2 separate regions of the Homo sapiens genome follow, and region 2 is linked to region 1. A link is a loop called in an ENCODE intact Hi-C map of the cell type or tissue named here. Cell type or tissue: Calu3. All regions are shown on one strand. Links, peaks and the distances in the headings refer to the core of each region. The heading gives the core; the rest is flanking DNA. Region 1 has its middle 330 kb from the start of LINC00972. Region 2 overlaps SEMA3D (semaphorin 3D).

The links. Hi-C counts contacts between places; a loop is a spot of excess contacts. Peaks named below come from ENCODE experiments on the same cell type or tissue, not always from the same donor. Only the 100,000 strongest peaks of a DNase experiment are listed, where the experiment ranks them.
Region 2: a loop joins it to region 1, with 15 times the contacts of the local background. A loop is called at or near these places in 24 of 110 quality-filtered maps.

What each region holds. Positions count from the first base shown.
Region 1 is chr7:85,744,364-85,759,927 of GRCh38, forward strand. No RefSeq gene overlaps it. Among named protein-coding and RNA genes, the nearest start is that of LINC00972, 330 kb to the left of the region's middle. RefSeq lists an enhancer at 6,059-6,118. In Calu3, for the core only: a CTCF peak has its summit at 6,198 (motif pointing left); DNase peaks (open chromatin) are centred at 4,698 and 6,198.
Region 2 is chr7:85,033,054-85,048,617 of GRCh38, forward strand. SEMA3D (semaphorin 3D) reads right to left here. Exons shown (of 19, transcript NM_001384900.1): 10 at 9,118-9,232; 11 at 7,620-7,689; 12 at 3,836-3,980. Among named protein-coding and RNA genes, the nearest start is that of SEMA3D, 150 kb to the right of the region's middle. In Calu3, for the core only: no CTCF peak of the experiment used is centred there; a DNase peak (open chromatin) is centred at 8,758.

The sequences.
Region 1 (15,564 bases), core at 2,717-10,716:
TGGATCTGCCACCCCATAAGGGTCATCCAAAAATGGCTTAAGTTCCTTTTTTAAACTTTGGAATTCTTGACCTGGTTAAGGGAGGATTCACAAAGCCAATAGCTCCTCCTCCTTGTGGCACCTCTTTTTAGGGGAAGAGAGTTGAGGCTGACTCCTTAGGTGTGGAGGGAAGTGGGACATTTTGAATATCGTTTTTACATTGTTCTATCCCATGATGGAGTCTTTTGGGGAAGGGTACTTTGGCTGAGAAGAAATAGGTTCATGGTATAAGATTCCCAACAATCTGGATTGTAAGGAGGAGGAATAATGTGAGCAGGGGAGGGATCTGGAGTTTGAACTGGGACAGCAGTGGCTGCCTGAGGGGAAGGGTTAGGAGAACTGAGCGAGGGAAGATGGTCTAGAGGATCCCATATGCTGGATTCTTTAGGCCCAGGAATTGGTTTTTTTGACTCTTAATTTTGATGTTCTTGATTTAATTTTTCCCTAATTGTCTTTAAGGGAAAAAGGAAGATAGGTCCCTGCCTCCAACAAAGAGCACAGTCCAGTTATTCCTGAGAAACCAGACTTTTATCACTTACATGTTGAATTAGAAGTTGGCACATCACATCCTCATTTGACCCAAACTTTGGCCAGAAGATTGAAGGTTTGAGGATGGGTCCCTGAGTCCAAATAAAACAGCAATATTTTATCACTTGTTGCTTTTTCTTATGTTTAGTTCTCTCATTATCTTTCCAATATTTTAACATGAGTCCTAGGGGACTATCGGGGGAATATCTTTATTACTATCTTTATCCTTTTTATTCTGTCTTGCTTGGGGGTATTTCCCATATTGGGTCCAGTTAGGCTCAATCCCTCATGCTAGAGACTAATTGCCTATCTGTCTCTGAAGGCTTGCTGGGGCTCAATCCCTTGTATTAGAGATTTCTTGCCTATTCTTCCCTTGGGGCTTGTTAAGGCTCAATTCCTCATATTAGAGATTTCTTGCCTATCCTTTAGCCCCACCCACTGGAGGCTCCTTGCACACTTCTTTTGCTTTGTCCACTCTAGCCCCTTCCTCAAGGGGAATTTAAGTGCCTGTTGGCATTGGTGTGCCTGTATAAACCCCATGGCAGGATCCGCCCTAAGCCGTATGAGGTGACCATGGAGCCACTGATAGGACCCACTCACTCTGCAGAGCAGTAGTGCTTAGAACCATTCACACAAGCAGCACCACAAGCAGTAGTGCTTGTGATCATTCACACACACTTTCAACCTCCAGAATATCCCAACCACCGAGGAAATACTTTGTCACCTTGTGACGTTTCTTACCTTGGTCTGTGCACAGAGTTACCTGGTTGCCGTGGTGTTGCAAGCCTTTTCCTCCCCATGTTGTTGAGGGTCCGGGTTTATTTGTCACACCAGTTGGTGGGGGGGACCTGATCCCTCACCTTGAGGCCACCACAACGAGACAGTGGGATGTGCCTCCTCATGAGAGGTGACCATAGACCCCTTCCCCAGGGGAGAATGGGAATCCTGGACAAGCCCCAAGAAATTATTGGAAGTAAATGCTTGGTGTCGCAAAGTGAAACCAGCACTCAGGGAAGTTTTTTTCAGCAAGGCAATTTACTTCTGCAGAAGGGTGCTCCCTGTGTCAATTATGATTGCAAAAGCACACCGAACAAAGGAGGGAAAGGCTTTTTATCTCGGAGGCGTAGTGCCTACCTCTGTGCCACTCTCCCATGGGCTGGGGTCGAACTGCACAATCTAAACTGACCCTATTGGCTTCTTGTGAATATTTTTCCTAAATAAGGAAGGGGGAAGCGGAAGGTGAGTTACAGTGGTGGGAAGTGAAGTTTTGGTGGGAGGAATGGGTGCAGAGTGAGTAACCAAGGGAACAGATGTGAGTTATTGATTAGCTCTGACAGGAGATTGTTTACAGTAACTAGGGGCAAGGAGGTATGGAGAACAAGAAAGTTACGTTTGAGAACAAAGAACAAGGAAATTAACAGGCTGAACTTTGAAGAGGAATTGTATTGTATCTTACAGCTCTATCAGAATAACAGCAGATTTCTTTGCAGAAACTTTACAAGCTAGACAGGTTTGGGGACCTATCTTTAGTCTCCTCAAGCAGAGTAACTATCAGTCAATAATTTTATATCCAGCAAAACTACATTTCATAATTGAAGGAGACATAAAGCCTTCTTGGACAAGCAAATGCTGGTAGTATTTGTCACCACCAGTCCAACCTTACAAGAAATGTTAAATGGAGTTCTAAATATTAAAACCAAAGGTGAATATGCACCAGTATAAAAACACCTGAAAGCATAAGGCTCACGGGAATTATAAAATAGTAACACATTGAAGAAAATAAAGCAACTAAATAACAATCAACAGGATGATTGTAACTGTACCTCACATATCAATATTAATGTTGACTCTAAATGGTCTAAATTATCCACTTAAAAGACATGGATTGGCAGAATGAATTAAGAAACCAAAACCAAGTATCTGCTGTCTTCAAGATACCCATCTAAGTTGTAAATATTTTTATAAACTCTAGGTAAAAGGGTGAAAAAAATGCTTAATACAAATAGAAACCAAAGATGAATAGGAGTAGCTATTCTTATATTGGATAAAGATGACTATAAAGAAACAATAGTAAAAGAAAAGACAAAGATAATTATTATTCTATAATAATTTAAAAATCAATTTAACTAGAAGATATAACAATAGTACATATGTATTCTCTAACTCCAGAGCTCCCAGGTTCATAAAACAATTAGTACTAGATATAAGAAAAGAGATAGACATCAAAGCAATAATAGTGGGGGACTTCAACACTATACTGACAGTAATAAACAGATCACTAAGGACAAAGGTCAACAAAAAACACTAGACTCTAGAACAAATGGATCCAACAGACATTTACAGAACTTTCTACTACAAAATTGCAGAATAAAGATTCTTCTCATCAGCACATAGAAATTTTCCAAGATAGACCATATGACTGGCAACAAAAAACAAGTCTCTGTAAGTTTTAAATAATCAAAATCATATTAAGTATATTCTACCATCAAGCAAAATAACACTAGAAATTAATTCCAAGGGGAAACCTAAAAAACATACAAATAAATGAAAATTAAACAATTTGCTCCTGAGTAATATTTGGGTCAACAATGAAATCAATATGAAAATTTAAAAAAATTTCACAATTAATAATAACAGCCACACAAGTTATTAAAATCTCTGGGATTCAGCAAAAACAATACTAAGATGAAAGTTTCCAGCACTAAATTCCTACATCAAAAAGACACAAATACCACAAATTGACAACCTGACTTCACACTTCAAGGAACTAGAGAAATGAGAAAAAACCAAACCCAAAGCTAGAAGATGAAAAGAAGTAACAAAGATCAGAACAGAACTAAATGAAATTGAACCCCCCCAAATAAAAAGGATCAAAATGGTGCTTTAAAAGATATGCAAAACTGATAAACCACTAGATTGATTAACCAAGAAAAGATTCAGTTAAGCTGAATCGTGAATGAAAATGGAGACATTACAGCTGATATCACAGAAATATAAAAGATTATTTGAGGTTACTATGAACACCTTTATGCACACAAAATATAAAGTCTAAAGTAAATGAATAAATTGCTAGAAACATACAACCTACTAAGCATAAATCAGGAATAAATAGAAATCCTTAAGCGACCAATAACTAGCAGTGAGATTGAATCAGTAATAATAAAAATATATCTTCCAACAACAACAAAAGTCCATGACCAGATAGATTTACAGCTGAATTACACCAGACATCCAAAGAAGAACTTGTACCAACCTTATTAAAACTAGTCCAAAAAATTAAGAGGAAGGGAATCCTCCCTAACTCATTCTACAAAAACAGTATCATCATAATATTAAAGCCAGGAAAGGACATAACAAGAAAAAAAAAGAGAAAACTACAGATTAATATTCCCAATGAACACAGATGTAAAAATCCTCAACAAAACATTAGCAAACTGAATCCAAAAGCACATCAGAAAGATAATTCACCATGATTAAGTAGTTTTCATCTCAGGGATGCAGGGGTGGTTCAATATGTGCTAGGCAGTAAATGTGATTCACCACATAAATGGAATGAAAACAAAAACCAAATGATCATCTCAATAGATGCAGAAAAACATTTGATAAAATCTACCATCTCTTTGTAATAAAAACCCTAAACAAACTAGGCATAAAGGAACATATCCCAAAATAATAAAAGCCATATCAACCCACAGCCAATATCGTGCTGAATGAGGAAAGGTAGAAAACATTCCGCTCTCAGAACTGGAACAAGACAAAGATGTCCATTTTCAACCCTTCCATTCAAGGTAGTAAAAGACTTCTAGATTTGATAAACGAATTCAGTAAAGTCTCAGATTACAAAATTAATGTACACAAATCAGTAGTACTGCTACACACCAATGACCAAGCTGAGAATCAAATCAAGAACTCAATCCCATTTACGGTTCAACAGTTACAAAATCAATAAAATACCTAGGAATATACTTAAACAAGGAAGTGAAAGATCTCAACAAAAAGAACTATAAAACACTAATAAAACAAATCATAGAAAGAGGTGAGGGGTCAAGATGGCAGACTTAAAGCAGATTACCTGTGCTGCTGTCACGGAGAGAAATCAAAAGGGCTATTGAACACTGACTCACAGCAGCGAGTGAACACAGAGAGCAAAGAGGAGCAAAGCTGGGCAGCAGCCAATCTGGAATCAATGTGGATCCAGGAGAAGCTCCACAAGGTAGGAAAGCATGAGGGAGTGACTGAGGGCCTCAGAGGGATTCATGCTCTACACAGGGACCGTGCTTCTAAACTGAGGCAGAGAGTCACCCAGAGACTTTGCAGAGATAGCTCCAAATTCTCGACCTCTACAATCCTTGGACCTGGAAATAGACCTTCACCAGCACCATAGCCCCAGTAGAGGCTGCAGTCAGGGTGCCTGGGAGCAGGAAGATTCCTCTGCCCTGCCCTTGCCAGACAAAGACCTGTCGAGCTTCTGGCCAAGCCATCCCACTTCTACCCAAACTGGGCTACTCCCACTGCCTCTTGTTGCCCAGAATGCCCTGATGGCAGAGCAGGCAACCCCACCTACCCCCACCATTGTTAGGTGGGCAATGCCTGATGGAGCTTCTAGCTCAACAGGACAGCAAGGCACAGCCTCCTGCTGTCCCAAGAAACACCCAAAGGGCAGGGTGGATGACCCCACTCACCTCCACCACTGCTGGAGCTTCCACTCCAGTGGTTCAGCTCCTGCCTGAACTCAGTCAGGGGGTGCAGCCTCCTGTTGTCTAGGAAGCACTTAGACAACAGGGAGGGTGACTCCGCCTGCTCCCACTGCTGGTAACCAGGCGGCCAATGCCTACTAGAGCTTCCAGCATCAGCCATCTCACTTCTGCCTGAACTCAATCAACACATGCAACCTCCTGTTGTCCTGAGAAGCCCCAGACGGCAGGGAGGGGGCGCCCACTCACGTCACTGGTAGTCAGGCTGTGAACGCTTGCCAGAGTTTCCAGCCCAGTGGTTTTGCCTCTGTCTGAACTCAACCGGTGGGCAAAGCCTCCTGTTGTCCCTGGAAACACCTGGATGGCGTGGGTGAGGGCAGGGAGTGGTGGTGGTTTTACTCAAACCACCCCCATCTCTGTATTCAGGCCGGCCACACCTGCTAAAGGTTTTAGCTCAGTGGTTCCACTTCTGCCTGAACTCTGCAGGAAGGCACAACACCTTTCCCCCCACAGGAAGCATCTACATAGCAGAACAGGTGAATCCACCCACCCAGGCAGCTCCTAACTGAGCAGGATTTGAGGGTGTGGGCAGTGCTAAAGCAGGTGGGAGCCCTCATTCTCAGATCACTGTGAAATGTGACACCTGGGTTCCTAGGGTGGTTGGTGGAGGAACGAGGTGTGCCTCCCTCTACAGGGCCCACCTGACAAGGATACGACCTGCCTGCCAAATGTGGCCCCTGCCTGAGGGAGCCTTGTGGACCAGAATGCCCAACAAAAAAAATGCAAGCACGGTGCCTATAATCGGAGGGGGCACCTCCAAGGCCCAGGAGTAGACCAGGTGAGGGGGTCACCTCTCTCCCTCCTCACAACATACCACTACTGCTAACCGCACCAAAACACACAAGAGTCATACAGTGTACTAAGAACCTCTCCGCTAACAGTCTTAAGCGCCACCTGCTGGATTGCAGCCCAAAATACAACGCCAAAATATTTTGCTCCCTTATAGTGCCTATTAAAACTAAGGCAAAGGTTCCTGACAGACCCCTACCCTAACCAACGCACATGCACCTCACACCGCTGCTGCAGTTGCTGACACGGCGCGAGTGACCACGGATCCCACTGCCACGTCCCTACAAAGCGCTCTGGCGGGCAACTTCCAATAGAATATTGAGGCCAGCACACTGGAAACACCTTGGCCCCTTCAGCCTAGCAGATTCCTAACCCCAAAGAACCAAAGAACAAAGCCAGGCACCTGTTATCAACCCCGTAAGTTAGAATATGCAGCCTAGGAGTGCTGAGGTGAGCTTTGACCACCTGAAATCTTACAGAAACAAAACCAATCGACAGAACAAGCCAGTCAATTAAACCCACAATCAAACTTCCAAGCACATCAAAAAAGGTAAAGACAGAAACTCCTGTGCAATGGACCTCAACTTCAAAGATTAAAGGAACAACATCCCCACAAATAAGAAAGAACCAGCACAAGAACTCTGGCAATTCAAAAATCCAGAGTGTCTTCTTACTTCCCAAACACTGCACTAGTTCCCTAGCAATGGCACCAGACTGAAATGGCTAAAATGACAGATGTAGAATTCATCATATAGATAGGAAGAAAGATCATTGAGATTTGGGAGAAAGTCAAAGCCCAGTCCAATGATTCTAAGGAATACAACAAAACAATACAGGCGATGCAAGATGAAATGGCTATTTTAAAGAAAGCCAAATTGATCTAATAGAGCTGAGAATATCACTTCAGAAATTTTATATATAATCTCAAGTATTAACAGCAGAATCAACCAAGTTGAGAAAAGAATCTCAGAGCTCTAAGACTGGTTCTCTTAAATAACTCAGTCAGATAAAAATAAAATTTAAAAAATGAACAAAACCTCTAAGAAATATGGGATTATGTAAAGAGCCCAAATCTGCAATTCATTTTTGTCCCTGAAAGGAAACAGATAAAGCAAGAAACTTGGAAAACATATTTGAGGACATAGTCTATGAAAATTTCCCAACCTCACCAGAGAACATTCAAATTCAGCAAATACTCACTCAGGTACAACAGTAGAAACCTCCTGCGAGATACTGTACAAGACGGCCATCCCCTAGACACATACTCATCGGATTTTCCCAGGTTGAAATGAAAGAAAATGTTAAAGGCAGCTAGAGGGAAGAGGCAGATTATCTACAAAGAGAATCCCATTAGGCTAACAGTGGACATTTCAGCTGAAACCATACAAGCCAGAAGAGATTGGGGACCTCTATTCAGTATTATTAAAGAAAACAAATTCCAACAAAGAATTTCATATCCAGCCAAATTAAACATCATAAATGAAAGAGAAATAAGATCCTATTCAGAAAAGCAAATGTTAAGGGAATTCATTATCACCAGACCTGCCTTACAAGACATGCTGCAAGAAGTTTTAAATACAGAATGCAAAGATTATTCCTAGCCACCACAAAACCACACTTAAGTATGAAGACACTATTAAGCCAGCACACAATCAAATCTGCATAATAACCAGCTAACAACATAAAGACAGAATCAAATTTGCCCATATCAATATTAACCTTGAATAGGATGGGCTGAATGCCACAATTAAAATGCACAGAGTGGCAAGTTTGGTAAACAAGAAAGACCTAACTGTATGCTGTCTTCAGTATGCAATAAAACTCATACTCTCAAAGTAATCAGATGGAAAAAAACCTACCAACCAAATGGAAAACAGAAAAAAAGCAGGGGCTGCTATCCTAATTTCAGACAAATCAGACTTCAACCCAATGATCAAAAAAGACAAAGAAGGGCATTGCATAATGGTAAAGCTTTCAATTAAACAAGACCTAACTATGCTAAATATATCTGCAGTCAACACAAGAGCACCCAGATTCCTAAACCAAGTTCTTAGAGACCTCCAAGGAGATTTGGATAACCACAGAATAGCAGGAGACTTCAACAACCCACTCACAGTGTTGGATCATCAAGGCAGAAAAAAAACAAAGATATTCAGGACCTGAACTTGACACTTGTCTAAATGGTTCTAATAGACATCTTCAGAACTCTCCACCAAAGGAAAGCAGAAAATATATTCTTCTTACCTGCAGATAGCACATACTCTAAAATTGACCATAAAATAAGCCATAAAAAATTATCAGCAAAACAAAACAAACAATAAAAAGAAATGGAAATCATACCAGCCACACTCTCAGATTACAATGCAATAAAAATAGAAATCAACATGAAGAAAATCACTCAAAACCACACAATTACATAGAAATTGAACAACCTGCTCCTAAGTGACTTTTGAGTAAAAAATAAAATTAAGACAACAATGAAAAAAATCTTTGAAACTAATGAGAACAAAGATAAAACCTACAAAATCTCTGGGACACAGCTAACACAGTGTTAAAAGGAACATTTATGGTGCTAAACGTCAACATTGAACCATGAGGCTTGCCTTACAAGAGCTCCTGAAGGAAGCACCAAATATGGAAAGAAAAAACAGTTACCAGTCACTGCAAAAACATACCAAATTATAAAGATTATTGACAATATGAAGAAACTGCATCAACTAATGGGCAAAATAGCCAGCTAGCATCACAGTGACAGGATCAAATTCACATGTAACAATGCTAACCTTAAATGCAAATGGGCTAAATGCCCCAGTTAAAAGACACAGACTGGCAAATTGGATAAAGAGTCAAGACTCATTGGTGTACTGTATTCAGGAGACCCAAACTACGTGCAAAGACACACATAGGCTCAAAATAAAGGGATAGAGGAATATTTACCAAGAAAATTTAAAGCAAAAAAAAAAAAAAATGCAGGGGTTGCAATCCTAGTCTCTGATAAAACAGACTTTAAACCAACAAAGATAAAAAATACAAAGAAGGGCATTGCATAATGGTAAAAGGATCAATGCAACAAGAAGAGCTAGCTATCCTAAATATATATGCACCCAATACAGGAGCACCCAGATTCACAAAGCAAGTTCTTAGAGACCTACAAAGACTTAGACTTCCACAAAATAATAGTGGGATACTTTAACATTCCACTGGCAATATTATACAGATCAATGACATAGAAAATTGACAAGGATATTCAGGACTTGAACTCAGCTCTGGACCAAGTGGACCATCAGTGTGAAAATCCTCAATAACATACTGGCAAACTGAATTCAGCAGCACATGAAAATAGACATCTGCAGAACACCACCCCAAATCAACAGAATATACATTCTTCTCAGCACCCCATCACACTTATTCTAAAATTGACCATATAATTGGAAGTAAAACACTCCTCAGCAAATGCAATAGAACGGGAATTATAACAAACAGTCTCTCAGATCACAGTGCAATCGACTCAGCATTAAGAAACACACTCAAAACCACACAACAATATGGAAACTGAACAACCTGCTCCTGAATGACTACTGGGTAAATACAGAAATTAAGGCAGAAATAAATAAGTCCTTTAAAACCAATGAGAACAAAGACACAATCTACCAGAATCTCACGGACACAGCTAAAGCAGTGTTTAGAGGGAAATTTATAGTACTAAATGCCCACAGAGAAAATGGGAAAGATCTAAAATCATCACCTTAACATCACAATTAAAAGAACTAGAGAAGCAAGAGCAAAGAAATTCAAAACCTAGCAGAAGCCAAACAATAAATAATATCAGAGCAGAATTGAAGGAGATAGAGAAACAAAAAACCCTTCAAAAACATCAATGAATCCAGGAGTTGGTTTTTTGAAAAGACTAACAAAATAGATAGACTGCTAGACAGGCTAATAAATAAGAAAAGAGAGAAGAATCAAATAGACACAATAAAAAATGATGAAGGGATTGTCACCATTGATCCCACAGAAATTCAAACTACCATCAGAGAATACTACAAACACCTCTATGCAAATAAATTAGAAAATTTAGAAGAAATTGATGAATTCCTGGACACATATACCCTCCTAAGACTAAATGAGGAAGAAGTAAAATCCTTTAATAGACCAATAACAAGTTCTGAAATTGAGGCAGTAATTAATAGCCTACCAACCAAAAAAAAAACCCAGGACCTGATGGACTCACAGCCAAATTCTAACAGAGGTACAAAGAGGAGCTGGTACCATTCCTTCTGAAACTACTCCAAACAACAGAAAAAGAGGGACTCCTCCCTAACTCATTTCATGAGGCCAGCATCATCCTGATACCAAAACCTGGTGGAGAAACAACAAAAAAAGAAAATTTCAGGCGAATATCCCTGATGAACATCAATGTGAAAATCCTCAATAACATACTGGCAAACTGAATTCAGCAGCACATGAAAAGCTTATCCACCACGATCAGGTCAGCTTCATCTCTGAGATGCAAGGCTGGGTAAACATACACAAATCAATAAATGTAACCCATCAAATAAACGGGACCAATGAGAAAAACCACATGATTATCTCAATAGATGCAGAAAAGGCATTCAATAAAATTCAACACCCCTTCATGCTAAAAACTCTCAATAAACTAGGTATTGATGGAACATATTTCAAAATAATAAGAACTGTTTATGACAAACCCACAGCCAATATCGTATGTAATGGACAAAAGGTGGAAGCATTCCCTTTGAAAACCAGCAGAAGACAAAGATGTACTCTCTCATCATTCCTATTCAACATAGTATTGGAAGTTCTGGCCAGGGCAATCAGGTAAGAGAAAGAAATAAAGGGTATTCAAGTAGAAAGAGAGGAAGTCAAATTGTCTCTGTTTGCAGATGACATGATTGTATATTTAGAAAACCCCATCGTCTCAGCCCAAAATATCCTCAAGCTGATAAGCAACTTCAGCAAATTCTCAGGACACAAAATCAAAATGCAAAAATCACAAGCATTCCTATACACCAATAATAGACAAACAGAGAGTCAAATCATGAGTGAACTCCCCTTCACAATAGCTACAAAGAGATAAAATACCTAGGAATACAACTTTCAAGGGATGTGAAGGACCTCTTCACAAACAAATGAAAAAACATTCCATGCTCATGGATAGGAAGAATCAATGTAATGAAAATGGCCACAATGCCCAAAGTAATTTATAGATTCAATGCTATCCCCATCAAACAACCATTGATTTTTTTCACAGAATTAGGAAACAACTACTTTACATTTCATATGGAACCAAAAAAGAGCCAGCATAGCCAAGACAATCCTAAGCAAAAAAAACAAAGCTGAGGCATGACACTACCTGACTTCAAACTATATTGCAATGCTACACTAACCAAAACAGCATGGTACTGGTACCAAAACAGATATATAGACCAACAGAACAGAACAGAGACCTCGGAAATAATGCCACACATCTACAGTCATCTGATCTTTGACAGTCCCGATAAAAACAAGCAACGGGGAAAGGATTAACTATTTGATAAATGGTGTTGGGAAAACTGGCTAGCCATATGCAGAAAACTGAAACTGGACCCCTTCTTACATCTTATACAAAAGTTAACTCAAGATAGATTAAACACTTAAATGTAAGACCTGAAACCATAAAAACTCTAGAAGAAAACCTAGGCAATACCATTCAGGACATAGGCATGGACAAAGACTGCAAGACTAAAACACCAAAAGCAACGGTAACAAAAGCCAAAATTGAAAAATGGGATCTAATTAACCTAAAGAGCTTCTGCACAGCAAAAGAAACTATCATCAGAGTGAACAGGCAACCTACAGAATGGGAGAAATTTTTTGCAATCTATCCATCTGACAAAGGGCTAATATCCAGAATCTATAAGGAAGTTAAACAAATCTACAAGAATAAAACAAACAACCCTATCAAAAAGTGGGCGAAGGATATGAACAGACACTCCTCAAAAGAAGACATTTATGCAGCCAACAAACATATGAAAAAAGCTCATCATCACTGGTCATTAGAGAAATGCAAATCAAAATCACAATGAGTTACCATCTCACGGCAATTAGAATGGCAATCATTAAAAAAATCAGGAAACAACAGATGCTGGAAAGGATGTGGAGAAATAAGAACACTTTTACACTGTTGGTGGGAGTGTAAATTAGTTCAACCATTGTGGAAGACAGAGTGGCGATTCCTCAAGGGTCTAGAACCAGAAATACCATTTGACTGAGCAATCCCATTACTGGGTATATACCCAGAGAATTACAAATCATTCTACTATAAAGACACATGCACATGTATGTTTATTGCGGCACTATTCACAATAGCAAAGAGTTGGAACCAATCCAAATGCCCATCAATCATAGACTGGAAAAAGAAATGGGGCACATATACACCATGGAATACTATGCAGCCATAAAAAAGGATGAGTTCATGTCCTTTGCAGGGACATGGATGTAGCTGGAAACCATCATTCTCAGCAAACGAACACAGGAACAGAAAACCAGACACCACATGTTGTTACTTATAAGTGGGAGTTGAACAATGAAAACACATGGACACAGGGTGGGGAACATCACACACTGGGGCCTGTTGGGGCATGGGGGGCTAGGGGATGGATAGCATTAGAAGAAATACCTAATGTAGATGACAGGTTGATGGGTGCAGCAAACCACCATGGCATGTGTATACCTATGTAACAAACCTGCATGTTCTGCACATGTATCCCATAACTCAAAATATGATAATAAAAAAAGAAAAAAAGTTAGAAAGATCTTAAATTAACAAACTAACATGACACCTAGAAGAACTAGAAAAACAGAGAAAGCCAACCTTAAAGCTAGCAGAAGACAAGAAATAAATGAAATCAGAGCTGAACTGAAGGAAATACAGACATGAAAAACTGCAAAATATCCACCTATGACAAACCCACAGTCAACATCTTACTGAATGGGCAAAATATGGTGGCATTCCACTTGAGAACTGGAACAAGACAAGGTTGCCCGCTCTTACCAGTCCTGTGCAACATAGACCTGGAAGTCCCAGATTGAGCAATCAGGCAAGAGAAAGAAATAAAAGGAATCAAAATAGGAAAAGAGGAAGTCAGACTATCTCTGTTTGCAGACAATAATACAAATAAATAAGATTTAATACACTAAACAATCCTGTGTTTTCTGAGGAAAATATTCTAGATCTGATTAACAACTTCAGAAAAATTTCAGGATACAAAATCAAGGTCCAAAAATTAGTTGCATTTCTATACACCAGCAGCATCCAAGTTGATTGCCAAATCAAGAACACAATCCCATTCAAAACAGACAGACAGACAGACAGACACACACACACACACACACACACACACACACACACACACATTTAGAAATACAGCTAACCAGGAAGATAAAAAATCTTTACAATGACAATTTTAAAATACTTCTCAAATAAATCAGAGATGACAAAAACAAATGGAAAAACATTCCATGCTCATGGATTTGAAGAATCAATATTGTTTAAATGGCCATGTCTAAAGCAATTTACAGATTCAATGCTATTTCTATCAAACTACCAATTACATTCTTCACAGAATTATAAAAAAAAGTATTCTGAAATTAAGAATGAAAAAGAGAACAAATAGCCAAAGTAATCCTAAGCAAAAAGAACAGAACTGGTAGCATCACATTACCTGAATTCAAAGTATGCTACAAGGTTACAGTAACAAAAACAGCAAAGTAGTGGTATAAAAACAGACACATAGAAAAATGGGATAGTATAGAGGGCCAACACATAAAGCTGCACATCTACAACCATTTGATATTTGACAAAATTGACAAGCCAAAGCGATAGGGAAAGGACTACCTTTTCAATAAATGGTGCTGTAATAACTGAACTGTCATATGCAGAATATTCAAACTAGACCCCTTCCTTACACCATACACAAAGGTCAAATCAAGATGGACTAAAAGCTTAAATGTAGAACTTAAAACTATAAAACCCTGGAAGAAAATCTACTAATTACCTGTCTGGACATAGGCCCTGGGAAACATTTCATGATGAAGACATTAAAAGCAACTGAAACAAAAACAAAAGTTGACAAATGGGACCCAACTAAACTAAAGATCTTCTGAACAGCAAAAGAAACTATCAACAGAGTAAACAGACAACCTACAAAATGGGAGAAAATATTTGCAAACTACTCATCTAACAAAGGTCTAATATTCAGAATCTATAAGGGACTTCAATGAATTAACAAGCAAAAGACAAACAATTCCATTAAAAAGTGGGCAAAGGACATAAACAGATACCTCTCTAAACAAGATATACACATGGCTGTAATGCATATGAAAAAATGCTCAACATCACTAGTCATTTAAGAAATGCAACTCAAAGCCACCATGCTTATTACCTGGGTAACAAAATAATCTGTTCATCAAACCCCAACAACACATAATTTATCTATATAACAAACCTTCACATGTACCCCTAAAACTAATCTAGAAGTTTTAAAAATAATTTAAAAATAAATAAAATGCAAAAAAAATCATAAATGATGTAAGTGGGAAAACATCCCATTCTCATGGATTGGAAGAAACAAGACTGTGAAAATGACCACACTGATCAAAGCAATCTGCAGACTCAATGCTATTCCTATCAGAATACAAATGTCGTTTTTCACAAAATTAGAAAAACAATCCTAAAATTCACACGTAACCAAAAAGGTATCCAAATAGCCAAAGCAGTTCTAAGCACAAAGAATAAATCAGGAGGCATCACATTGCCTGACTTCAAACTATACTACAAGGCTATATTATCCACAACAGCATGGTACTAGTATAAAAGTAGACACTCCAATGGAATAGAATAGAGATTCCACAAATAAAGCCAAATACTTACAACTAACTGATCTTTGCCCAAGCAGACAAAAACATACACTGGTGAAAGGACACCCTATTCAATTAAAAGGGCTAGGAAAATTGGATAGCTACATGAAAAAGAATAAAACTGGATCACTATCACTCACCATATACAAAAATTAACTCAAGATTGACTAAAGACTTAAATATAAGACTTAAAACCATAAAAATTCAAGCAGAAACCCTAGGAAAACTGTTCTGGACATTAACCTAGGAAATTATTTACAAATAAGACTGAAAAAGCAAATGCAACAAAAACAGAAACAAATAATTAGGACCTAATTAAACTAAAGGCTTCTTCAGAGTAAACAGACAACTTACAGAATGAGAGAAAATATTTGCATACTATACATTCAACAAAGAATGAACGTTCTGAATCTATAGAACCTATAGAAAGGGCCTGGAGAAACTACAGAACCTATAGGTTATAGGTTCTGTAAACCTATAGGTTAACCAGAATCTGTAGGTTATCAAGAATCTACAAGGAACTCAAACAAATCCT
Region 2 (15,564 bases), core at 4,501-12,500, 710 kb before region 1:
AATAACTTCCTTAAATGACCCTTCTTTAGTCCTAATCATGCTTTTGTTTTCCCAAGTTGTTAGAAAGTAAAAATTAAGTATTTATTTGATGGTTTAGATGCAGGCTATTTGCTAAATAATTTTGAACTTTTCAAGACAATTTCTTACAGCATAAAGACTATATTCTGAGTAGTCGGCAGAAGAGACCAGTATGTTGAACATAATTTGGTGTTTATTTTCTCATTGATGAAAAACACTTCCCACTGACATTTTTATTTTCCTACTTTCGGGGAGTCTCTTACTCACGTTTCAGAGAAGTGTCTGTGTGCTTATGAGGACAGTCATGTAAAACGTGAGTTCTCTTTAAGCCTCGCATGACATTCACAGCTCTTTTAGGCAGCAGCAGGGAAGGCGGTGACAACCACCACTTGTAAAGCATCTTAACTTACACTCGAGTTGGAAAATAATGTAACCAGGATGCATCAGCATGTAGTCATTTCGATACTTATTTTCTATTTCTGAGTATTATAGGACTCAACTGCTGGGTCTACATATGCAAATAATTTGTTGTTGTTGTAATTAATGTGAATAGTCTCAGCTTCCAATTCATTCTCCTATAATATCTAGATAATTGAAAAATAATATGGCCTGAATGGTGACAGTCTTTATTAAAAACAAATAAAAACAAACAAAAAACCCCAAACCAAAAAACTCATGTAGTAAGAAAAGGCTCAGAATGTGACAGTCTATAATATTTAACCCCAAAGTATTAACAGAGTAAAATTGATCCTTCTAGAGCTGTTTTCCCAATTTTAATCACACACATACACACACACACACACACACACACACACACACACAATCTCCCAGGGAAGGTAAAAATATATAATTTAACATTTTTGTAGTGCAACATCATAGTGTAAGAACTAATAACTGGGAGTTATTGTAAGAACAATGACCTTGAATTTACAGTATGATAGTAAATAGCCAAGAATTTGGAGTTTGGGGTTGAAACCCAGCCCTATCACTAATTAGCTTTGTGACCTTGGGCAAGTTACTGTACCTGTCGGTGCCTGACATTCCTCATCTGTATAATGGAATTAATAATAATAGCATGTGTTTCATGGGATTATGATCAGTATTAAGTAAGTTAATGTTTGTAAAACCTTTAGAATAATATCCCCATATCCTAAGTGCTATATTACTATTAAAATATAAGTAAATGAAATGAGTAAGTACAGCTGTGATATTCAATGAATAAAAAATAGTTAAAAAAGCATTAGAATGACCTAGGCCGGGCATGGTGGCTCACACCTGTAATCCCAGGACTTTGGGAGGATGAGGTGGGCGGATCATCTGAGGTCAGGAGTTCGAGACCAGCCTGGTTAACCTGGTGAAACCCCGTCTCTATTAAAAATACAAAAATTAGCTGGGCATGGTTGTGCACACCTGTAATCCTAGCTACTCTGGAGGCTAAGGCAGGAGAAGTGCTTGAACTCGGGAGGCAGAGGTTGCAGTGAGCCAAGATTGCACCACTGCACTTTGGCCTGGGCAACAGAGCGAGACTCTGACAAAAAAACAAAAAACAAAACAAAACAAAACAAAATTAAAAAATGGGCTAAGTACTTCAATAGACATTTCTCCAAAGAAGACATACGAATGGCCAATGGGTACATGAAAATTATTCATCACTAATCAACAGAGAAGTTGAAAACAAAACCACAATCAGGTATCACTCCACATCTGTCAGGATGGATAATATGGATAACATCATAAAAACAAAAGATGAGTATTAAGGAGGATGTGGGGAAATTGGAAGCCTTGCACACTGCTAGTGGTAATGCAAAATGGTACTGCCACTATGGAAAACAGTGTGGCAGTTCCTCAAAAAATTAAAAATAGAACTACTACATGATGCAGCAATCCTACTTCAGGATATTTATCTAAAACAATTGAAATTAAGATATCAAAGATATATGAGATATTATCACTCTTAGATTCATTGCAGCACTATTCACAATAGTCAAGACATGGAAACAACCTAAATGTCTGTCAACAGATGAATGGATAAAGAAAATGTGTGTGTGTGTGTATGTGTGTGTGTTATATGTATACAATATATCTAGGATTATATATCATATATCCTATATACATATATATGAGACTTGTATCATATATAAATGTATATATGATATATGATACATTTATACATACATCATACATATATTTATATATGATATATGCATCATATATGTATATATCTATATACAGGTGATGCATATATAATATCTTTATATGTGCATATAGATATCATATATATGGGATGTGTGTATGTGTATATATATAAAATGGGACTGCATTCATCCTTGAAAAACAAGGAAATTCTGCATACACTATGCAACAACATGAATGAATCTTAAGGACGTTATGTTGAGTGAAATAAGCCATTTGCAGAGAAATAAACACTGCATGATTCCACTTATATAAGGTATCTATAATAGTCAAAATAATAGAATCAAAAAGCAGAATGGTGGTTTCCAAGGGCTAGGAGGGAGCAAAATGGGAAGTTACCAATCAATGCACACAAAGTTTCTGTTAGCTAAGAAGAATAAGCATTAGAGATCTGCTGTACAACATTGTACCTATACTCAACAATAATGGATGGTAAATTAAAAAATTTAAGGGGATAGGTCTCATGTTAAATGTTCTTATCACATTATTAAAAAGAGAGAAAATTAAAAAAATGAGTCCTGAAAATCATATTGTTTGAAAAAAAACATGTTTCCACAAACATCGTTATTACTTTATAATCAAGTTAGAAACCATCCTTGAAACAAATTTATATTGGGGAATTATTAAGGGGAAAATAGAGATGGTTGTATAGCATACTTCCCAAATTTAATTAAGTTATATAGCAGGAAGATGGAAACAGAATTCGGAAAGCATAGCTACCAGCTGGTTCTCCTTTAAGAATGAACATATGAAAAGATAATATTCAGTAAAACTTGAAGAGTTAAGTCAATATTTTCCTCAGATATTTTGGTAATTATTTTAAACCTCTTGGTAGTAATATTCAGAATAAATCCAAAATGAAAAAAAAATTTTTTTCCTCTTTAATATTAGGTCAATAAATAATCCTGATGTTAAAATAACTTAAACTGTCATAATAATATCAACAAATGTTTTAAAAATCCCTTCACTTAAAATGCATGTAACAGCATTTTGAACTGCAGTTGTTTTTTGTTTTAAACAATTGTATAAACTCTAAAATACATTCTTACTTACATCATTTGTGCTTTAAACATGATTCATACTATTTGAAAAAAATTTTTGACTGAGGGTTTTCTAAAATTCCTTTCCCATTTAAAAAGTGCATGTTATTCTAAGGTACAATTAAGTGAAGAAAAGATAAATGCATACCAAAAAAGAGATAAATTAAGTGAACCATTATGATGTGTTCTTTTCAAAGTAGAAGTGGGGATTAGAAGACTCGAGCTATCTGCAGAGCTGTATGTGAGAAATAATACTTCTTTGACATTTCCATCTAATTTAGAATAGCTGTCATTCTAGATAACTAAATCTTTCCAATGATTCTATAAACATAAACATGTTGGGGATAAGCTCCACATTGTCCCCGTGGTTAGATACTTATGACATAGTCCATTGTTTCTCAAAGTAACTAAAATTCTTACTGAAATGTTAAATTTCAATGAAGGATGAAAATGCTAATACTTCACTGCAAATAAATGTTATTACAGCACATGTGGCTCTGGTGAATAGCAGAATTTATTACAATTAAATTAAGAATTAAATATGAGCTTAAGAAAATAATTTGATTATTAAGTTGGATACATACTGTACCAGGCCGTGGATAAGGAATTCTCCCATCATACTGCACCCAACGATGGTCTGCACTTTCCTTATGAGCATATGGACCATTAAAAACTGCTCTGATGTCAGCCATGCTATACACACAAACAGCAGAGCCTTTGAAGATGGAGCTGGAAAAAAAAAGCATCATCATTCAATCATTCACTGATGAATTCAATAAACATTGACTGAGCACATACTATCAGCAGGTGCTGTGGACAAAATTTACTTAGCACATTAAATTTGATGGGTACTGTAGACACAATGTGCCTACGTCCTCAAGTGGCTTACAGCCAAGCAATTCTAAATAAAGTGTAATAATAACTTCATCGCCAGTAAATATAGTAAGCAAAGTAGAACATGCATGGGTACCCAGTATAGGGCTGCCAGGTAAGTTTTCAGGGAGGAGGTGTCATCTAAATTGGCACCTGATAGATAAACAGAAATTATATAAAACAAACCCTGGAGGATAAAGAGGAATATGCATGAAAGAGTGTTATATTTATTTACATGTTCTTCCATTTTATTTAAAGTTATTATGGCATAATGCCTTCCAAAGGCTTACAAAATAAAAAGTGACATTATTTACTTATTAAAAAGAATTATTTAAATATTTGAATAATAATCCTCTCGTTTGTTTTCTTACAATGAATGAATATCCATAAACATTAGTTGCTAAATGATATATTTATATGATTTTTATTAAACTGATTTTAAAATGTTGAAACAATCTTTTTCTTTTTGGTCCTCCTTGAATTTATGAGTTTATGTATTACAGTAGCTCATCTGATACTTAATTATAATTACACAGGATTAGAGAAAGTATTAAGAGGCAAAAAACTCCAAAGGAATTTTTTCAAATTTTTGCAAACTACTAAAAATTAACACTATTCAGATGTCTTTTTTTGCTTTATTTCTAGAAATTAAAAGATATTTTCTTTGAGTTGAAAACTTTTAATCATTCCCATTTTCAAAAATGAGATCAACCTTTATGATCTAAAAAATATATTAAAAATCTTAGCATTTCCCACCTATGAGTGAGAACATGCGGTATTTGGTTTTTTGTCCTTGCGAATAGGTGGGAATTGAACAATGAGAACACATAGACACAGGAAGGGGAACATCACACACCGGGGCCTGTTGTGGGGTGGGGGGGAGGGGGGAGGGACAGCATCTGGAGATACGTCTAATGTTAAATGACGAGTTACTGGGTGCAGCACACCAACATGGCACATGTATACGTATGTAACTAACCTGCACGTTGTGCACATGTACCCTAAAACTTAAAGTATAATAAAAATAATAATAATAATAACTTAGCATTAACAAATAAGCTAATGATTCTCTAGCATAGTAACTCAATTATTAATATTCTTGGAATGATATTAATGGGAACCTTTGAGAGGTAATGGTAAATAGGTAGGTGGAAGAAAACTAGCTCCTGAGAATGGAGGTGGCGTTGCCACAGAAATCACAGAATCTGCCTAGGATATTTTAAAGGTATGATGCCTCATGCTTAATGGCATTGCCATTATTGCAGGTTTATTATGTCTTCTTGTTGGACAAAGGATATGACATACATTCCAATGTCACCTTGGTCTTTAGGATGGCATTAAAAACAAAACAATAAAGTATAGGAAGAACAAAGAGCTAACTTGTAACTTCACACTCTGGGTGGGCAGAAACTTAATAGGAGAAAAAAACGAACTATCTTGGGGCTATATTTTCCTGGCACATATCCGTGCCTTGTGTGTGGAGCACAGTGACTTCAAAGAAAGTTCTGCAATTGGAAAGGTGCCAAGAGAACTAGGATTGAGATACTTGACCAGAGGCACTTCTTGTACCTTTTTATATTAGGATATAAATTAACAGGAAAATGGAGTCCAAAATAGCAGCTTCCTAGGATATCTTCTTTATTCTCATATTTGAACATTCATATTCTGTATCTTATAATTAACCAAACAGTATTTTGTTTTCTGATCTATTCTGAACCAATAGTGCATTTCAGTTTATGAATAAGGTATTGTGAACAAAATGAGGATTGTGCCACAGAAAAAAGTTAAACTATATTGTTCATATAAAATAGATTAAAAATTTATTCACTAGGAGGCAGTAAGACCTTTTCTTCAGTACCAATATCAGTATCTTCAATTCCTCCTATACTGATGTCAATATACATTGATAAAGTTTGAGAGCAGAGCTGTGGAAAATGTGAAAACTATTTCCAACAATATAGGCTGTAACAGGGAACAGGAGAAAGGGTGTGCTTTGAACATAGTCAAATTTAAGTTACTGAATATTAAATAAAATTAAGTCTGTGGGGCCCCCATATTCTTTGAGAAAGTTTCACAGATGCTAGTACAACTTGTTTTGTTTTGTTTGAGACAGAGTTTTGCTCTTGTTGCCGGGGCTGGAGTGCAATGGCACAACCTGCAACCTCCGCCTTTCAAGTTCAAGTGATTCTCCTGCCTCGGCCTCCTGAGTAGCTAGGATTACAGGCGCCCGCAACCACACCTGGCTAATTTTTTGTATTTTTAGTAGAGATGGAGTTTCACCATGCTGGGGAGGCTGGTCTCAAATTCCTGACCTCAGATGATCCACCCGCCTTGGTCTCCCAAAGTACTGGGATTTACAGGCATGAGCCATCGTGCCCACCGATGCTAGTACAACTTTTAAGGAAGTCGGAAGGTCTCAATGATAAGTACAGGAAAGCATTATGCAAAAAGAAGACAGAAATACAGGAGTAGAAAACATGAAATTGTCTTCACTTTCAGTTTTATTTTTACTACTAATAGTCCGCTCCTCTTTGAGCAAGTGATGAAAACATTCTTTGCCTAAATTAGTAAAGCAGTGAAATAGTCATAACAGCCACACCTGTCTTTGTAGGGTAACTGGGAAATGATAATAGGACAGCATGTGATGATGTTTTAAAGGTTAAGAGTGTCCCATCTCATGATTATAGCCTTACCAATGAACTTAACCATTTATCCACGTATTTCCTTAGTACTATCACTATGACAACACATATCATGTAAATACTTACTATGATTAATATATACGCAAACACTTTTTTTTTTTTTTTTTTTTTTTTGGTGACAGGGTCTCGCTGTGTCACCCAGGCTGGAGTGCAGTGGTACCATCATGGCTCACTGCAGCCTCTACCTTCCAGGCTTAAACAATCCTCTGACCTCAGCCTTCTGAGTAGCTGGGACTACAGGCATGTGCCTCCATGCCCAGCTATTTTTTTATTTACTTTTTGTAGAGACTGGGTCTCACTATGTTGTCCAGGCTGGTCTTGAACTCCTGGGCTCAAGCCATCCTCCCCTTGGACTCCCAAAGTGCTGGGATTATAGGAGTGAGCTGGTGAGCCCAGCCTGCATATGCCTTTTATACACAGAAAATTTATTTTGGGACTTTATCTCACAGATACGTTTGTTCCTATGGGGAAGGTATATGCACAAGTTTAGTCACTGAAGCATTATATGCAACAGTAGGCATTTGGAAATAACAGAAATGTCCATGTTCAGAGGAGTGGTTAAATAACTTGTGGTAATCATTATAGCTAATGCTATACTGGCTTAAAAAGAAAAAAAAGAATTTTTTACACTGATATTAAATGATTTTTAAGGAACACTAAGTGAAAAGGTAAAATGAAAAAAAAAGTTTACGATATGCTACTACAAACGCAGGGACAAAAAGATCCTATAACTATATTGGCTTGCATACATATACAATTCTCTGAAGCATTAAAAGCATTTTGTTGAACATACCTGGTTGTAGTAAAGACTCCATATACTACAGGATTTCTTTCATCTCTTGTGGGGAGTAAATAAATATCTTCTATTAAAGGGGAAAAATAAATATTTACTCTTATTTTTCAGTATTACATTGCTTTTTTGTTAATAACACAACTGAAACTCTGAAAATCTAAACAGTTTATACGATTAACAGAGGCACTATATTATGCCTTGAGAAATCAAATATAAGATTGTTTTTTCTCAATGACTATGTATGGTATGGTACAATTGATAATCTCCAAGGTAGTTTCCAATTGGAAATCTGATTTCATAGAAAATATAAACCAAAAAATAAGTAATTTTTACCCTCTAGTGTAAAAAAATTCTGTCCTATAATTGTGTCAACTTAGTAATTAATTTGCCTTTTTTTTTTTTTTTGATGGAGTCTTGCTGTGTCACCCAGGCTGGAATGCAGTGGCACAATCTCTGCCCACTGCAACCTCTCCCTCCTGGGTTCAAGCAATTCTCCTGCCTCAGCCTCCCTAGTATCTAGGATTACAGGTGCCCACCACCAGCCCGGCTAATTTTTTTTTTTATTTTTAGTAGAGATAGGGTTTCGCCATGTTGGCCAGGCTGGTCTTAAACTCCTGACCTCAAGTGGTCCAAACACCTCGGCCTCCCAAAGTGCTGGGATTTCAGGTGTGAGCCACCACACCTGACCTCATTTACCTATTTGGTAACAATAAGAAAATAGCTACCCCCAAATTAGTGCCGTATTGACAGTAAGTTATGTGCAAATAATATTCTTTAAAAGATTAAGATGTGAATGTGCTTACATACAATAGGAGAGGTCATCCACGATTACTCAATGTATACTTTAAGTTGGAAAATACACAATACTGATGAAATAATTCCATGATATAGATTATCATTTTTACATTACATGGCAAAAATAAGAACAAGTTCAAGAAGCTAAAAGCTAATGATGCTAACATTATACATAAACAAAAAAGAAAAAAATCATTGTAGGACTTGGAAGGAGTTTTTGAGGGAGTGAAGAGGAGAAGTGAAATAGAAGAAGCTGTCTACTGCTTCTGATTATTCTTTCATTAACAAGTCGGAGGGACAGTGTTCACCAAATCTCCTGTACTTGCCAGCAGAGGGCACCCGTGGAATAAGGAATCCAAGATTTTCCTACCTATAGAAGGTGGCTCCTTTCAAAATGAAAGACTGCATGGAGAATGGATGAACTGTGTAGTTCCAGAGCTCACACCTTTCTGTGTCTTGCTGTAGTTTTGTTTCCTTCACTTACTTTGAGGACTCTTACAAAGAGAAGAGTTACTGCATTATGACGTGTGCCCAGACCTAGAGCACTTCCGTGTACTTTGCGTGTGAATTTTAGTAAGAACCACTCCTGTAAGGTTTGCTCAGGTAAAATTAATCAGGCATTTGGAGCCAAAGGGAAATAAATGCCAAGTTACTTAATTAGGCAGTAAGGCCTTTCCAAGAAAGAAGGAAAGAAGGAACTTACGAAGCTCATCAAAGTAAGTATCTGCCCCATCACTTCCAGGAATTGAGCAAATCAGTCTGGCCTTAAGAAAAGTCGTCCACTTGTTTATCAGGCTGCGTTGTCCTCCTACATCATTCTGACATGAAAAAAAAAATAAAGATAAATATTTATCAACACAATTCTACCACTCACTAAAACTGGTGGCTATTACAGGTAGTGTCTTATTGATGTCATTGTTTACAAAGACACTGAACCCAGATATTGAGTCCTTGAACTTTAAAATAAGGAAAAAGACAGTATTAGCCCTCAATATTAAATGTTTTTCTCATAGTTAAATGAATTAAATACAAGCAGTTCAGCTCTATTGGATGAGTAGATGCATACAAGGCAATGGTAAAGGCAGCTTGAAATCAAATCCCACCTGCCAATTTTTTGCTTCATGACCTGCAAGAGACTATTTTTTTTAAGTCTCTGTTTTCTCACTGATAAAAATGATAAATCTCTTGAAATACGGTTAGTTAATTTTTGTTGTTGTTTTTCAGAGATGAAGTCTTTCTATGTTGTCCAAGCTGGAGCGCAGTAATTATTCACAGGCAAGATCATTGCCTCAAACTCCTGGGCTCAAGTAATCCTTCCACATTAGCCTCCTAAGTAGCTGATACTACAGGTGCATACCACTGAACCCAGCTGAAATATGGTTGGTTTGATGAGTAAATGGGGAAAAAAAGTCTATAAAATGCTTAGCATAGTCTCAGGCAACTTGAGTTCAATGAATGCTGGTACTGGCTTGTATATTATTTATAGGATTAAAAACAATATTTGCAACCTTTAGCAATATGTCTCTTTATAGGCTTAAAAGTCTTTTCCAAATTTAATGTCTTACTAATTAAACATCCATGCAACATAAACATATGCGTAATAATACACATATAAAAACCATCCTTTTGCCTATAATCACAGCACTTTGGGAGGCTGAGGCAGGAGGATCAGCTGAACCCAGTAGTTCGAGACCAGTATGGTCAACATAGTGGGATCTCATCTCTACAAAAATTTTAAAAATTCAGTCATGTGTGGTGGGGTGTCCCTGTAATCCCCGCTATTCAGGAGGCTGAAGGAGGAAGATCACTTAAGCCCAGGGGGTTGAGGCTGCAGTGAGCCATGTTTGTGCCACTGATTCCAGCCTGGGTGGCAGAGCAAAACCCTGTCTCAAAAGCAAACAAAACAAAAACAAAAACAAATCTTTTAAAGAATATTTATCTATATTTTCCATACTTTATTTTTACTCTGAAATGGTTCATTAAAAATGTTCTTTAAGCATTTAGTAAAACATAAACACTTAAATCAATTACACGATAAACAGAATTACACTATTCAATAATTCAGCATAAAAATTTATGTCCTCATTTTTAAATTAATATATACCTGTTGATATGGTTTGGCTCTGTGTCCCGACCCAAATCTCATCTTGTAGCTCCCATAATTCCCACATGTTGTGGGAGGGACTCTGTGGGAGATGATTGAATTATGGAGGCGGGTCTTTCCCATGCTGTTCTCGTGATAGTGAATGGGTCTCACGAGATCTGATGGTTTTAAAAACAGGAGTTGCCCTGCATAAGCTCTCCTTGCCTGCTGCCATCCAGGTAAGATGTGACTTGCTCCTCCTTGCCTTCCGCTATGAATGTGAGGCCTCCACAGGCATGTGAAACTGTGAGTCCAATTAAACCTATTTTTTTTAATAAATTCCCCAGTTTCTAGTATGTCTTTATCAGAAGCGTGAAAACAGACTAATACACCTGTGAACACTGAATAAGCATGATTTTTCATTCATTTAACCCAACTAGCTCTGCTGTGCTTATAATAAGACTAATTTATTTAAATTACTATTGAAGCCATCTTTTCCAATAATTTATTTATATTTAAGTATAAATTATATAAAATCATTTATCCTTCAATCTATGTTCTGTAAAGTTAATGAGAAGTTAACTGTTAAGTTTCAAGTCTGAATATCTAGAAACTTTCTTCTTTTATCTCTGAAATTAAACTAGAGAAAGGCATTTAAATGACTACAACAAACAAGAGAATTTGAAATCTTATAAATACTATGCTTGAAGAAAGGGGGAAGGGGAGAAAGAAAGGAAACCAGAGACCAGAGGTATCTTTATAGCCTTAGCACCTAACACCAAGGGCATCTATGGTATGTGATACCCAGAGTGAATTATTTTTTACATTCCTTTCTCACTAAACAAAAGATACATTTTCAGTAACAGTTCTGTAAAACTCAGGAATAATTATTATTTTCTTTATTTGTTCTTTAGGTTTATAACACACAATTTTAAAATAATAACTTTGAAATCTAAAAGCAACAACATTCAATAGAATATTTCATGTAAGAACTAAAAATTGGCACTTAAGGAACAAACTATCACACCTCCTAGTTTGCACTATGTCTCACTGTTTTAAATTTTAAATGATTCCAAATCATTATGAACTTACTCTTGGAACATGTGTGTAGCTGAGTTCATGTGTGCTGGAGGCTTACTATCCACACAAATATCCATATATACATATACATAATAGATACACAGTAGTAAACCACAGTTTAAAATCTAGACCAACAAGACTCTTTTATGATTAGCATATTGTCACTGACACTGTTTACAATTACTGGCATGTGGCAATAATAAAAAGCACAATAATTTTTAGTTGGTTTTTGAATAATTTTTAATTCTTGTAGACAATGCACTCCCTAAAATTCCCTCTACTCAACTCCCAATATGTCACTAAATCCCTATTGCTGTTGAATGAAGACATGATTAATAGTTAATAAATAACTAAGAATAAAACATAAAATTGAAAAAAATTTTCAGAATGGTATAGACTAAGGGCCAAGGATTTCATTATAGTGGGAAAAAGGCAAAAACTTCACTGAAGAGTTGGGTTTAATGTTAACTTTTTACAATAATAGATGGGACCAAACTACATATGTAGAGATTGGTTCAGGTAATACTGTCTGTGCTGGAAACTAGGGAAAAGGACAATGGGTGGAACAATCCAGGACATCTAGGAGAATCAGGATAAACTGTGTTTAGTTGAAGACTGAGATCAATTAAAATAGTGAAGGAAAAAGTTATGAAAGTAAATTGGGGTAAGATCAAGGAAAGCTTTAATGCCAGGCCAAAGTGTCTGTATGTTATTAAGTGCACATGAAGAACTACTAAAAAATTTAGTAATTGGCAAAGAAGTTAAATAATCAGTTTCCTTTTAAGAAAATGTATAATATATTCTATATAGTGGCTCTGTCATAAAAAGCCTGTCGGTAATTGCTCTTACATTTATATTTTATATACGATGCCTTTATTATGAGTATCATTGTTAAGAAATAAAGTATATTTCAGCCAGTTATTGGATGATTTCAGATGTCTGCAGATGCAGACAGATTTATCTAGATATGACCTGTTTTTAATGCCAATATCCTCAGAACATTTATGAATATATATCTGTACGTTAATAAGAATAAGCAAAAATATTGACGCTTTCTCCTAATGTAACAATGAGTTCTGTGTTCATGTATAGTAGGATTCCAGTGAGAAGATGTATATCTGGAATTATCAGAAACTAAGATAATTTTAAATGAATTTAAAAATGTAAGATATTTCCCCATCTTTCTCATGGCTCTTGATTTAGATCTGTTTAAAGTAACGTATCTAATCTTTACATTTTTTTATCAGCTTTCTAGTTGTGATAAGAAGAGCACTAGTAAAAACATTTTTATTTTAATGAATTCTTATATATTGATAGTATTTATTAAATTTTCTTTGCCTAAATTTGTATATTTTGAGAGGATCAGCAGTGAATACTAAAAATAATGTTGATTCAATAAATATAAACAAACATATCAGTGATCATGAATATAATGCCAGAGACTAAAGTTTGTCTTACCCATCACAGAATATATGCTGAAATTATTTTGTTATGTGAATACATATATAATCAGAATATCTGCTTAACGACATTCCTTTAATAGGCATATACAGTATTCATAAAAATGAGCAATCGTATCCTCTTTTAAACATTTTACTATGTAAAAGTGATAATAAATGTTCATTTTCAAACATTTCCTCCCTTTCTATTTACAATTATCACTGATATTTAAGGTAACCATGAGAACATTCTAACTAGCAGAATAATCCCATCTAGATTTGTAGGACAGAAAAGGGATTTATACTGTACTGCATTTCTTTTAACCTGACCAAAAAATAGAAATTTTTTGAACAAAATAATCTTACCTACCCATCCAACAGCCTTCTCTAGCCCCTCAGGAATAAAAAGATAAAAAACCAAGACAAAACAAAACAAAAAAATCCAAGCCAAAGATGAAAGCCACCTGCTGTCAGAAGGGAAGCAAATACAGTTCCTGGGATAATAGCACTCAGGAATGGATTATAAGCATTTAATGACTGGATAGTAACTCTTACAGACATCCAGAAGCATGACCTGAGATGGCAAAGTTCAATTCACAAGGAGTTGTATTTCTCCTGTAGGGAAATGTCAGTTGGGCTGACTTTGTTGACCAGTTTCTCAGTCCCTGGATTTGTTTGCATATCCACACAATCTCCTCTAAGAACTTTAAGCCCAGAAGAGGGCTGAAAGGGAGGTAACCACTTTTGTACTAAATTGTCACCTCCTTGCTTATTTTTGTGAAGTTCTAAAGAATATAACCATCTCACGAACACAATAGATTTATCATTAAGATGTCAAAATCAGCAGTTTTTAGTCACCAGGCACTTCTGTGGGTCTCTACACTATTTATCATTCACTTTTTGTAGTTAAGTGTTCCAAAAGCCTTGACACCCTCTACACAAAGATGCAGATGAAAGTAACAAAGAAAGTATATGTAAACAAGCCTGATCACATGTGTTCAATTTGGGTGGTAAGTACAGAGGGTGCCTGTTTTCCTGTACTTGTTATATGTTTGCAGTATTTCTTAATTTAAAATGATTAATTAAAAAAAGAAAAAAAAATTAAAGACAAAACAAACCACAATTTGCAATCCTTCAGCAGCTTTAAAATATAGTACATCTGAGTCATTTGATTGTATGATGGTTGCATGTTACGAATTACTAAGATCTTCTAATCATAGCATCTACTGATAGGTAGATCAGACCTAAAGCAGGGTAATATGGCATTATATTTTCCTTCTACTGTCCCAGCAAAACTTAAACCCTTATAAATCTTATATAGACATGTAAAGTAGCTAGCAGCTGTCACACATGAACTTTTATTGAGTGTGCCTTTTGAACTTTGGGTCACTATGCTGGGTTCCTCTGTTAAACGTGATTTTATCTGTATATACCATCCTCTTCAAGGATCCCTCAGTACTTTATAAACATTGTCATTTTAACCTATATATTAGATAACAGTGGCTTTTGGAAAATGTAATAATTGACTTTCGGCTCCTATGCTCTTAAATCCTGAAGATTTTGTAAAATCAGTTTACTCTCCAAGACATTTGAAAACAAGTATTTTGTTAAGCTACTAATTTGTGTGCAGAGATTTGTAACCCTATTCATGAGTTTAAGTTGAAGGACACCAGTTTCAAATCAATAGAAACTGGATAATGACAAAGTTTAAGAACTTTAAAAAATAGTTGATGCTGGAGTTAGAGGTTATAAATTATTCTCTGCTTAAAATTTAGTTATTTTGCCTAATACTGCTCTTCTGTATCTTTGTGCAAGCAAGAGAATGAAATTCTCAGACACTTTGAAACCATGATATATGCATTCTTTGTGTGCCCCACTCCCTGTTCTACCCATTAATAACACTTATGCTTATAGATTTTAGTTTGAATTAATACTACTCACCTTCTTTTGAAGTGTGATATAAATACTACAGTATTATAAATTAAGAAAAACCTATTCCATTACCCAAACTAACACTGAGGCAAACACACAGGCTTTCTGTTGGCCATTTTTACAAATTCAACAAATAAGATTAGGGAAATTTAATACTTTTGTCTTTTTGATTTAATGCCTGTTATATTTCAATCCATCATTCATATTCTTTGCTTGATTTGTCATTTATAATAGATCCCACAGCAACTGTCCAATCTACATCTATCTGTGTTGTCTCAATCTTCAGTGGGTTATTTCTAGAAACAGATTTTAGAATCTTTCTTTGAAAACTTAGTACAAATGATCTGCATGGGGCTGTATAAATAAATAATAATGATAAGGACAATCCAAACTCAGGGTGGTCTATTCAGAAGTTTGAAACTATGACCATGACATGGTAGAAACAAAAAGTGAAACCTGGCATAAGCCCCCAAGAGACTCATTAGAAGTGTATGCCTTATATTGAACTATATTACTATATTGTGAAGATCTTAAATGAGTATGTTTTGATACATTAAGTGAACTAATGGAAGATAGTGAAGTTATGCTCATTAAATCAAATGAAACAAACTTTGTT